Regions from separate parts of the Homo sapiens genome. Here region 2 is linked to region 1. Evidence: chromatin contacts called from ENCODE Hi-C or POLR2A ChIA-PET data. All regions are on one chromosome and are shown on one strand. Each heading gives the region's core, a stretch centred on a gene start or an enhancer-like site at or near the end of the contact. The rest is flanking DNA. Distances are from core to core; before and after follow the strand shown.

Region 1 (6,167 bases), core at 2,500-4,999:
AATTGATTATCCAGCAATTTCAAAGCAATAATGAAACAGCTCAAAGTATCAATTATTATTCTATTTGGAAGAAACATTTAATGGAGGAAAAGAGTAAATCTGAAGGATGTACAACTAACCTAAGAAAATAAAACCTAGACTCCTGACTTTGTATTTTACTATTGCATATTCCAGAAAATCTGGAATCTTGGAGATAACTCCAAGGTTAAAGTATGAAGTTACATGAAGCAGAAACAGTCTATAAACCCGTTTTAAAAGTACTAGTCACATTTAGTAAAAAACTAGGCTAAAATATAAGCAGAAATTCATTAAATAGCACTAAAAAATATGAATTAATTTGCATACCATTTTCAAGATGGTAAACCCTTTCATAAAACACCATTACACATAGGTAGAATGGCACAAATTAACTGATATTATAGGTATTATTAAAATACCTTACAAGAGAACAAAGACTTTTTAGGGTGGAAAAAACAGCATAATCAAAGATTAGGAGAGGACCAGGAATGAAATGACTTAAGTAATTCAGTTACCAAACAAGGTTATTATATAAAGGATACTGTACCATGGATAGAATACAAGAACATGACTAGAATTATAGCTGGCGAATTTTGAATAAATCTGTAGAAAGAAATTCTTTACTGTGCAAAACACACAGTGAAAAACTAAAGGGAAATAAAAGCTTCTCCTAGTCCAGGTTTCTAAGGAACTCAATACTTGTCTAGAATGTAGTTAGAATAATCCAGAAGCAGAGCATTTCTAAAACTTGGGATTTTTGTAGGTATTCCACAAAATAGGCTTATGATAAAGTAAGTGTGGAAAATGATATACCAAACAAAGCTTAAAGAGGTTTCTTGCTGCAAGTCTTCTCAGAGGCTTTATTACGCTACAGGTTCTTGTGAATCTCACAAAGAGGTATACACAATGTAGTATTTCCCAAATTTTGTGACCACATTGTAGAGTATCAGAACACTTTGGACAACAGTGACCTTCATCTTCTTATTCTGTAATTAAATTATTCCATTCAAAAATAAATTGAGTGTGAATTTATTATTAAAAACTTAAGCCTGGGCCCCTCCCCGCCCCGCCTCCCGGCGCGGGTGGCCGAGGCGTAGCGCTGCGACCCCCGCACCCCTGCGAACATGGCGCTGCGAGTGGTGCGGAGCGTGCGGGCCCTGCTCTGCACCCTGCGCGCGGTCCCGTCACCCGCCGCGCCCTGCCCGCCGAGGCCCTGGCAGCTGGGGGTGGGCGCCGTCCGTACGCTACGCACTGGACCCGCTCTGCTCTCGGTGCGTAAATTCACAGAGAAACACGAATGGGTAACAACAGAAAATGGCATTGGAACAGTGGGAATCAGCAATTTTGCACAGGAAGCGTTGGGAGATGTTGTTTATTGTAGTCTCCCTGAAGTTGGGACAAAATTGAACAAACAAGATGAGTTTGGTGCTTTGGAAAGTGTGAAAGCTGCTAGTGAACTCTATTCTCCTTTATCAGGAGAAGTAACTGAAATTAATGAAGCTCTTGCAGAAAATCCAGGACTTGTAAACAAATCTTGTTATGAAGATGGTTGGCTGATCAAGATGACACTGAGTAACCCTTCAGAACTAGATGAACTTATGAGTGAAGAAGCATATGAGAAATACATAAAATCTATTGAGGAGTGAAAATGGAACTCCTAAATAAACTAGTATGAAATAACGCAAGCCAGCAGAGTTGTCTTAAATTAGTGGTGGATAGAAGACTTAGAATAGAAACTTTTAGTATTACCGATGGGGAAAAAAAAACTACTGTTAACACTGCTAATGAAAGAAAATGCCCTTTAACTTTCTAATGATTATAGATAAATATAATATGCGTCTTTTTCACAATATCCTATGATTTTTAGACTAGGCTCTAGTGTTCAGAATTCATGAAATTATCCATGGTAAAAACTAGTTATAAAAATTACATAATTCAAAGATAACATTGTTATTCTTAAGCCTTATATAATATTGTAACTTGCATGTATCCATACCTGGATTTGGGATGAAATACTTAATGATCTTTCCATTGGAAATAACTGGAAGTGAAGAGGTTTTGTTGCTTGTACAGTGTCAGATGAGGAACACCACTATCTTAATTTTGCGATACACTGCATTTGCTGGTGCTATTTTTATACAGTGAAGCAACAGCTTTGCAGCAAAATAATAAAATACTTCTTCGTTAAAAAAAAAAAAAAAAAAAAAAAAAAAAACTTAAGCCTGATTTTTTTCAATTCAAAGATTGAAGATCTAGGTTCTTACAAACATAGGATAGCTATCCTCACCACCATCTCCTTCAATAGAAGAGTTTCTGCAACAATTATTACATTTCTATATCTCTACTTTCATAGTAGCTATAAAACTTTTCTATAAGAATCAAAGTTACTGTGGGTATGTGTTAAAGACGCATTCCCCAGGCATAAATAAGAAAAAAGATATTAAAAGAATAAATTAAATTCCATGTATTTATGGTTCATTGGAAATGCTCATTATAATTCTGAATACCACTGTTCTTCAGTATATCAAGTTAAAAACCCCGTCTCTACTAAAAATACAAAAAACTAGCCGGGCATGGTGGCACATGCCTGTAGCCCCAGCTACTTGGGAGGCTGAGGCAGGAGAATTGCTTGAACCCAGCAGGCAGAGGTTGCAGTGAGCCGAGTTCACACCACTGCACTGCAGCCTGGGCAACAGAGTGAGACTCCGTCTCAAAAAAAAAAAAAAACCAAACCCGTATGTTCTTTTAATTTATACTATGTATACATTTTTCTTATATTAGCTTAGTAGTTCTTAGAAAAGAAAACCTCATTAATTTGAATCTTCTTATATGCAATCTGTGATTATTCAGACAGGGTGAAGCTGAAATTTACATTTAAATTATAAATTTTAAAATGTTTGCAGTCCAATTGAATCCTATAAGTAAGAGTCTAGAAAAAAGTTATTAAAAAATAAACATTTTAAGTGCTTTAAAACACACACTTGGTTTATAGTAAAAGCTATGTGCTATGGTTTGCATGTCCCCTCCAAAACTCATGGTGAAACTTAATCCCCAATGTGGCAGTACTGAGAGGTGGGGTCTTTAAAAGGTGATTGGATCATGAGGGCTCCACTCTCAAGAATGAATTAATTCACTTATAGATTAATAGGTTATCAGGTCAGTGGGGACTGGTGGCTTTATAAGAAGAGGAAGAGAAGCCTGAGCTTAGCCTTCTCATCATGTGATTTCCTGTGCCAGCTCGGGACTCTGCAGAGTCCTTGCCAGCAAGAAGGCTTGTACCATTGTGGCCCTTCAACCTTGGATTTCCCAGCCTCCGTAACTGTAAAAAATGCATTTCTTTTATTAATTACCCAGAAGATTTCTATCATAAGCAACAGGAAATGAACTAAGATACTATTAGTATGTTAGCGTTATCTAGCTTTATCAATAAAAAAGTTCTATATGTTAGAATTGCTGTCATTTCAACATATATCTTTACAAGTATCTGAAATAAGTGAGGGAGATGGGTTGCTAGAGAGTATCTTGCTGTTTCTGCTCCTTTGTGGGGGCAAGAAACTGGATTCTTTGCCTTACAATGTATTAGTAAATAAAGGTAAGGGATAGCAGGTCTGATGCTGCTATCTTTAGAAGGGTCTGCTTATGAGGCTGGCCCTTGGCTGGTGTCTGAGAACTTGACTTTTGGCATGTTACATTGCTCTGCCTGCCTGGGACACAACCCTGCGGGGCCAGCTTGCGTAAACTGCAAAAATAACATGATTTGTGGTGAACACCTACTTTCCTTCTGGGTCTGGAATTCAGGTGACTGTGGTTAGGCACACAGGCAGAGGTGCCTACATGACCAGACCCCAGTAAACACCCTGGATTTTGAGTTATAAGCAGGCTTCACCAGGGCAGAAAAACTACAGAAGTATTACTGTATTTTATTGGGAAGGGAGGTGCACATTCTGAAAGGGAGAACTTTGGAACACTGAGCCTGGATTCTTCCACTGTGTCTGATCTTTTTTCCTTGCCATAATAAATCATAGCCATGATTGAAGTGCCTTTGATTCTTTTGAGTCTTTGTAGCAAGCAATCAACTGTGTGGGGAGGCCGTGGGACCCCTGAAACAGTAATTCACTGGTTTCTCATTCAAGTTTTAGGAAGCAGAGAAAGAAAGCAAAAACCCATATCATGCAGGGAGATATGAATAAAAATTTAGTTAGCTAGAGTTTTTGACAAAAAGGTGTCTTTGCCAACTTTTATTTCTGTATGCATGTATGTATTACACTGTCCTTAAAGGTGCTTACATTCTTATATATGAAAACATACAAATATACAATGCACTGTGATAGGTAGTACAGTAGGTATATATAAGGGCCCATATTTTTGATTAGGGAATATATGGGCCAGGAAATGTAGCTTAAGATGATGTTGAAAGATGAGGTGACCCAAATGATGGTGATAGTGATAGGAGGTCTTTTCTGTTAGAGGGCTCAGAGTATGTAAAGATACGCTGACTTAAGGCAGCATAATGTATTCAGAGAACTCCAATAGTCCTCTGAATGTATTCAGTGACACTCCAAGTATGGCAATGTAGACAGCATGACCAATTTTTGGCAGCAGCTATAATATGAAGTGCCCTATATACCAGGCAAGGAAGCTGGGTTTGTTTCTTCTTTATATCATAAACAATGGAGAACTACTGAAAGCAGGAGTAGAAGGAGTTGGAGAACTCCCTCAGTACACCAGGTAAGAGGTGATGAGGTAATAAAAGTAGAATGAAGAATAGGGGATGACTACCATTTTATTTACTATTCAAAGAAATATGGTACCTATCATTCAGAATCTTAGCAGATTATAGTAGAACACATTCCCCATTGTAAGACAGTCCCTAATGAAGACTAGTCATAACGGGCAGTAGATATAAACATCTGTGATAATTTTATTTTTCTAATTTTGTCTATCTTAAGCAGAAGTTTACATTCTTTGAACATCTCTAATAGCTAAAAGGAGAAGCAGAACAAATGTGTGTTCACTGGCAGGAAAATACTGCCTTATAATTAGAAGTTTCCACCAGATAATCTCTACATAAGAAATAAAATGAAGTAGAGAAGAATGAGTCTCACCTCATTCACTCTACAGGGAGGTAACTGTTACATTTTCTGCTTTACCATTGTTTATCAGTTCATGATAATCTCTACTTTAGTGTTTCAGCTTTTCTAAAACTCAATTAAAGCATCATGGTACTTTATAGTTGCAATTTTCATTATAAAACCAGAAACCAGCTTTGCGTACTTGTGATAAAAAGTATAAATCAGGATATCAAAAAACTCTGAAGCAAATTCCATTTTATTGTCATACAATTAATCAGAAAGTGATAACTAGGCCAGATGCGGTGGCTCAAGCCTGTAATCCCAGCACTCTGGGAGGCCAACATGGGCAGATCACTTGATGTCAGTAGTTTGAGACCAGCCTGGCCAACATGGTGACCAACCCTGTCTCTACTAAAAACACAAAAATTAACTGGGCCTGGTGGGTGGGCGCCTGTAATCCCAGATACTCAGGAGGCTGAGGCGGGAAAATCACTTTAACTCTGGAGGCAGAGGTTGTAGTGGGCTGGGACTGCGCCACTGCACTACAGCCTGGGCAACAGAGCAAGGCTACATCTTGGGGAAAAAAAAAAAAAAAGAAAGTGATAACTAGTAATAATTTGAAAAAGTTATTTCAAATATACCTTAATGTTAAAACAGGCTAGAAACAACAGCACAAAACAAAACAAGTTTGAGAAGCAAAAACAAATTTGAGACTTGTAGATGAGAATCCTCCTGACAATGAACCATAACCAGAAATTTCCATACATCTATTATATTTTTTGGCTTATTTCATGACTTCTGTATTTTTCATTAGGAACTCTACAAACTTTACATTTCTGATTGTTGCTATATGTTTCATGTTCAACTGTTTTAGAAACTGATGGTAAATAACAGATATATGCCTCTAGAGTTAAGTACAAGGTTGATTTTGTCAGCAAAACAGGTTTTCAGTAGGTGACTGATGTCATTGAGGTTCACTTTAAAGATCTACTCAAAAATATGTCCCAAATAGAGAAGTGCTTGAGGCTTATATATCATCTTGATATGTGACACTATTTCTAAACTATTTATAAGGAA
Region 2 (6,167 bases), core at 1,733-4,232, 38 kb before region 1:
CTTTCTCAAGATTAGAATGAGGTTATCCATTTTTGGCAAAAATGCCACAGGGGCGATGTGCCCTTCCTGTACATCATAGCAGGGGGCACATATGCCAATATGCCTTATTGCTAGTTGTGTTGCTCTTGATCTCTCGGTTAAGGTGGTGCCTGTCAGCTTTCTCCACAGTAAAGCTGCTGATTTTCCCATTGTAATTAATAAATACAACTGAGGAGATACTTTGAGATGATGCAAATACCCTGTTTCCTCTTTGGCCCTTTCCCACTGACTCAGGACACATTTGTGGATCTTGCCTCTAGCATTTTTACTGTGTAGTTTTGAGGTCAAGTAGCTGGATTTTTAGGGCCAAGGTGAAAGGAGACCATCACCTGGCCAAGCCACTGGGAGAGATTTGGAGAACATTCAGCTTGGACTACAGTCCTAATCTCTTGCCAGATGACTTCGGGCAACTCTTCAAACCACTCTAGTTAATTTCTCATCTTCATGAAATAGGTCTTTCTTCCACTTTTCTTCTCAAGAGGGTGAAAGAAATGACTCTAATTATGCACACCCAGTGGCAATGATGACAGGAGATCCTTTCCATGTGGCGATGAGACACAATGGCATCACTGATTTATTTCACGGGCTGATGGAGTTTTATTTCCAAGAGAGGAAGGAAGTCTGGGACTTTTAACCATAGGAGAAAACATTTCTCTGTATCTCAGTATTTTAACCACTGAAATGCTCACCCCTGCCAGTTGCAAGCCCACATTTTCACATATGACCTGTGATCCAGGAGTCCATTCAATGTTGGGCTTCATTTCACTGATTAATGTATTAGTCCAGATTTTGTAAACTCACTTGTCTTCTAGGCAAAAAAAAATAGATGTTTTCTAGATCAATGAAGTTAAAATGAAGAAGGAAAAAAAATGAGGACAGAAAATGGAGCAGGAAAGGGTTCGTAGAACAAAAAGAAACACCTGCTTTTGAGGCCAAGATTTTCCATGCAAGTCACTTGCAGGTGTCCTAGAAGAGCTGGTGAAGCTGTGAGCACAGGCGGAAAACACCAGCTGTGGTTGGTTTGGCACATCCCAGGCAGCTGGTGGTCTCATCTTCATTTAGGGAAAGCAGGCTTGTGGGATGCCTTTGGGCTGAAGAGCTTATGGAATGGGTTCCAAGTTATTGGTCTTTCCGAGGAATGGGAGCTGGGGTGGGGGTGGGGGATGGTTCTTCTTGTTCTTCCCTGAAGGTCCTGATCCCAGGAGGAGGCAGCAGCATCAGTAAGAGTCTGGGAACCAAAGCAGAATGTGGCGCCCCAGCCCAGCCGCTCACCCTGCGCTGTCCATGGCTTTCTGACTGCAGGAGAGAGCCCTGGCCTCTGCCTTGTGTCCCTGGTCCCTCTGTCTGAGCCAGGGCTGACCAGACCCTCTGTGGGCAAGGCCTTGATCTGCAGCAGATTCTGAAACCCTAATCACTTCCCCTGCCACTGGCTCACCTTAGTGTTAACTAGAGGTATGAAGGATGATCTGATCTGTCTCAGAGCCAGCAAGAAGCAACTTGGAGGCTCTTTCTTGATTCTGTTCCTCTCAATTTGTATGGGCACTTGGAAAGGTTTAACCAAAGTAAATGGAATAAGCTTTCCTAAAAGCAGTGCATATGAGCAAAGGCAGAAGCAGAATCCCACACATTTCTGGAGCTTCCCAGCTGACTTGGATGTCAGGAGTCTCCTGGGCAGTTGACAGTGTGTCCTTTATATCTAGCAGATTTCAGCCATAATCAGTGGTTCTGCTTCTCTCATTCTGTTTGTCCCAAAGTGAGGAAGTACAAAATCTTAGGCTTTCCATGGGTGCCAAATGTCGCTGGGCCACCAAATACCTTCTGCTTGTAAGGTCTCCTTAGCCAATTCCCACGGGGAAGGTCACTTAGGAATTTAGATCTCTGGACTTCCTGGAGGTTGCCACGCAGCACCACCATGTGGCAGATAGGTCAGCCCTGCATGGACATTGCTAAATGCTACCAGGTGGTCTTAGGATGGTAAAGCACCAATACAAAGCTGACTGGTGGCTACTGGCAATGGGAGCCAAGAAGAGGCTTCAGGAGAAAGTGCAGGCAGCCCCTCCACCTGCCCTTCCGCTGGCCGACCCAGAACCTTCACTCCAGCCAGGGCTGGAGAGCCCGAGCACCACCCCTCTCCCCAGCCAGGGAGGGTGGCCCAGGCAGTATCAGGGGGCACCCCCTCCAAACGCCGCCCTTACGAGACCCTTGAAGCTCCTGGGCATAGAGCCTTTCCCGTTATCTCCTGCGAAGGACACTGACTCACGTTTGTCCAGGGGAAAACACCTCGCTCCAGGTTCTTCCTTGAGAAGGCCTAGCTTGAGGGCGGGGAGGGTGACCCCAGAGCCTTTGGATTTACTCCCTTGCCTTCCTAAGTTCCTTTGCTTGGGGGCATCTAGAGGTCTTGTAGTTAGCTCAAAGTACCTGCAAATTTATCTCAGAATCACACCCCTGTTCTTTCAGCTTCTCAGAGCACTGTGACTGTTGCTCACCGCATGCCTCTGGAGAGCCACAAACCTGATTCCCCGAGCCTGTGCCTTTGTGCTTTTTTCTTGAGGGGTTGGATTGTGCTCAGCCCAGTAAATACATTGTTTCATGTGAACAATCTCAGGGTAATTGTCTCCACCCTCTGCTGGTAAATGCTGCATAAACACAGAGGAGAGGGATGCCACCTGGCTGCCCCGTTTCCAGACCTTTTAGCTGAGCCGCATTGGCCTGGCTCAGACCATTCCTCCCACTGGTGCAGACCGACATGTTCCTGGCTTTCACTGCAGCCTCAGAGATGGTGTCCAAAACCCACTGCGGCTTCAGCCATCCCAGCTGGCAGGAGATGCCCCCACAGGCTCTGCTCCCTAAGCCAGGCCTCCTGCTGAACACAGTCATGTTCTCAGGCCGAGACCTTGGGAGGATGGGCATGTGCAGGGGAAAGGATTGGGGCCTTTCTGGTCCCAGCTCCCTACAGTAACCCCCAGTCAAGAGGAAGTCCCCTTGCAAAAGCAGGATTCCCAAAAGCAGCGAGAGGGAAGTTCTGAGAGAAGCCTGCTGTGACCACCCCGCCTTCCCACACCATGTCCTCCTTGGCTCCAGGGAAGAAAGGAGAAAGTGCATTCTATTGCCTTGTAACCTCTGAAGAATTAGGGTAGAATGAAGGAACAGGTCTCCTCCTATCTGTGAGTGTATCATAAAATACAAGAGTGTCCTTTATGGCAGATTGCAAAATCTGCCAGGCAGTGGATCTTCTTCATGAGCTCCCAGGAGTTTGACTTCTTGTGCTTTGTTTTTAATTTCTAAGAGCGTTTTGTTATCTCCATGTTCCTTTTTTCATAGCCTGCAGCTCTTTTTTTTATTTTCCTAACATTCTGAGGATGACCCATTGTAATATTTTTTGCTCTCTTAAGCTCCCTGCATTGAATCCTCTGAGGTCCATTTTTCTTTTCTTTTTTCCCATCTCTGTCTTTCACGCTAGTACCTTCCTTTAAATGTCTAGTGATCCTTGGGCACCCCTTCACCTCTAATAACGAGGGCCTAGAAAACCACAGGGAAGCCCTGGGTGGTGGGATGCAGGCAGGCTTCCTGACTGTGGGTTGGTCTGGCAGGGCCATTTCACAGGCACCTGACTCTCAGTGCCTGTGAGTCTTTCCTCTAGGCTTGGTGGATTTTCCCAGGGAAGAGTTCTGCAGTCTCCAGCCCAGGTTAAGTGGGACAAGGGGCCAGGGTCCCACTACTTAATATGTAAATTTCCACAATACCCTCAGTTTTTACTGGGTCGCTTCTGCCGCGGCTGTGCCCGGGGCTCACTCTCTCTCCTCTCCTACCAACACTGGGGTCTGGCGCCCGAGGCCTAGCCTGGAGAAGAGCAGTGGCTCCTGGCCCCCTACCCCCCAACCCCGTTCCTGAGTTTTCAGAGCCTGGTGAAGCCTGCCTCTCCCAAACCTCCCCGTTGCCAACCTCAGTTCTCTATTCCGGGTCAGCTCATCACTCTCAACCATCTGCTTTCCAGCTTACAAAAATTCTCTCCTTCCTTTGGGGTGTAAGCCTCTTAAAAATCCCTCTTTGATAATTCAAGTAGGATTTCAGGAGGTGAATGTGGGGTTGAACCCTCCATCTTTAACGGGAAGATCTTCTCACCTCACATTTTCCCTCCTGCCTGCCTTTTTGATTGTGCTCCCTGGCCCTCTGTCATCACCTTGGTGGTGGTTGACATTGTCAGGAGAGTTTCCCCTTTGGGGGAACCCAGTGAGTGCTGCTGACACAGTGGGACAGAAAAGAGGGGCGAGCCAGGAGGGAGCAGCTAAGCTCTCCTGTCTTTCAGGGAGTTGAGAGTGAGTTTTGCAAGGGCGAACAGAAGGGCAGGAGATGGGTCTGTGGGGAAACGGAGGCTGGGGCCCCTCCTTGCAGAGTGTGATTGTGTTGTCAATGCCAATTTTGTCTTTCAGACCTGGGCCTGTCCCCACACCTCACTGCGCTCATGGCAGGTGGACAGCCCCTGGGGCACAGCAGCAGCACGGGGGACACTGGCTTCAGCTGCTCCCAGGACTCAGGTAACCTGCGTGCTTTATAAGCCTCTCACCTGTCGCGTTTTCCCTGTGTTGCGTTTCCCCCGTGTCGCGTTTCCCCTGTGCAGGCTCAAGAGCTGGCGGAGGGGCATTTCCCACGGTGGGTGGGGGGTGAGAATCATAAGTCTGGGTTTCCAGTCGTGGCTTTGACTTTTCAGCTTTCCTGTGTCTCAGTTTCTTCCTCTACAAAATGGGGCTGTCAGTTCCTGTTCTCTCTGCCGCACGGTGTTATTAGGGGGTTGAAAGTGAGTGAAAGCCTTTGCAAAATTAAAATGAGAAATGATTGTGATGATAATAACCACTGACCCAGAGGGGCCTTGCAGTCAGCCTGCCTGGTCTTCAGTCTCCAGTTGGCTTTTTAAGAGCTGTGTTATCTCAAGCAAGTTGCATGATCTCCTCCTAAACCCTCAACTTTCCCCATCTGTGAAATGGGGGTACTAATCCCCATTACAGGGCAGCTGTGAGAATTGAGAGACTTAATGAATGTGAAGCACTCATCTTGTTCTTGGCACAGAAGGAGCCCTCCAGCAAGGTCAGCTGGCCTTGTCTCCTCACTCCATGTCCTTTGATATGAAACTCAGTCTCCCTGTAGAAACGCATCTCCACCACAAATCCTGCAGAGCCCTCCCTTTAGCCTCTGCCTAAAGGATCTTGCAAGCCCAGGGCTGCTCCTTGTCTGAGCAGTCGGCTTCCTGGCATCAGAGTCATGGCACCGGGGAGGTGGGGAGCTGCAGATGCTGTATCCTGTGCTGGAAGCACGCTGTTAGAGCCACAGGAGGCCCTGGGCAGAGGCGCATGGGCAGAGGCAGGGAGTCACACTCATGGCTCCACATTGCTGAGGAAGAGCCAGGGTGTCTGGCCACACCTGCTGCCCATCCCCAGGCTGGCTGTTGGTGCACTGGCGCCTGGAGGGAGTGCCGCTGAAGCTGCACAAAGCCGCATGCCTGGCAGTGGGTCTGCCGCTCCCAGCTCCTCCATCTCTCTGCTCTTGGGAGCCTTTGAAAAACCACCTCTGACTTGACCTGGGTTTCCTGTTCCCCATGAGTGCTCCAGGGCTGCGCCTAAGCCTGTGTCATGGAACTCAGGGGTGAGCCTTGGGGTTGGCACCGGGACCAGGCCATGACCTCTCTTAGTCATGGAGAATTTTCCTTGGAAAATTCCTTATCTGGCAACCCAGAGGGCCCCGCACCACACGGAGTCATATATGAAGCACTGATCACACTGTGCCCTCTAGGCCTGAGTCCCTCATGTGATTTAAGGAAAGTCTCTGTTACTCCCCAGTCTGCTTCCCTGTTCTCAGACAACTAAAGGGATCCAGAGGCACTGCAACATTCATTCATTCATTCATTCATTCAGCAGTTATTTGCCACGTTCCTGCCTTGGCCGGACCCTGTGCCAGATGCTGGGGGCACAGTGGTGAACTGCCATTGTTGTGGAGGCTTCAGTTCATAAAAGATTGAACTGTAAAGTATATAAAGATTGTAAAGTATACAATTCTCATTGAATTGTATACTTTAAATGAGTCAGTTACATGGCATGTGAATTACATCTCTATAAAACTGGTTTTGAAAGATGATG

What was found. Hi-C counts contacts between places; a loop is a spot of excess contacts on that map. ChIA-PET counts read pairs that join two places held with the same protein, here RNA polymerase II (POLR2A).
Region 2: a map of CD8-positive, alpha-beta T cell shows a loop between it and region 1 (10-fold over the local background). The contact joins two enhancer-like sites. A Hi-C loop is called at or near these places in 3 of 168 maps with a recorded cell type or tissue (CD8-positive, alpha-beta T cell, PC-3 and endothelial cell of umbilical vein). POLR2A ChIA-PET finds 5 or more read pairs at or near these places in 7 of 52 experiments (A673, CD8-positive, alpha-beta memory T cell, GM12878 and 4 more).

Annotation. Positions count from the first base shown.
Region 1 is chr1:168,051,398-168,057,564 of GRCh38, reverse strand. The region is part of intron 17 of DCAF6 (DDB1 and CUL4 associated factor 6); the gene reads right to left. It also overlaps the pseudogene GCSHP5. Among named protein-coding and RNA genes, the nearest start is that of MIR1255B2, 56 kb to the right of the region's middle. RefSeq lists an enhancer at 1,199-1,699. Within about 2 kb of position 3,749, at least 2 of the 41 ENCODE cell types and tissues checked have a DNase peak (open chromatin) inside an H3K27ac peak, as active enhancers do.
Region 2 is chr1:168,088,971-168,095,137 of GRCh38, reverse strand. GPR161 (G protein-coupled receptor 161) reads left to right here. Exons shown (of 6, transcript NM_001375883.1): 4 at 4,470-4,574. Among named protein-coding and RNA genes, the nearest start is that of GPR161, 45 kb to the left of the region's middle. Within about 2 kb of position 2,982, at least 4 of the 41 ENCODE cell types and tissues checked have a DNase peak (open chromatin) inside an H3K27ac peak, as active enhancers do.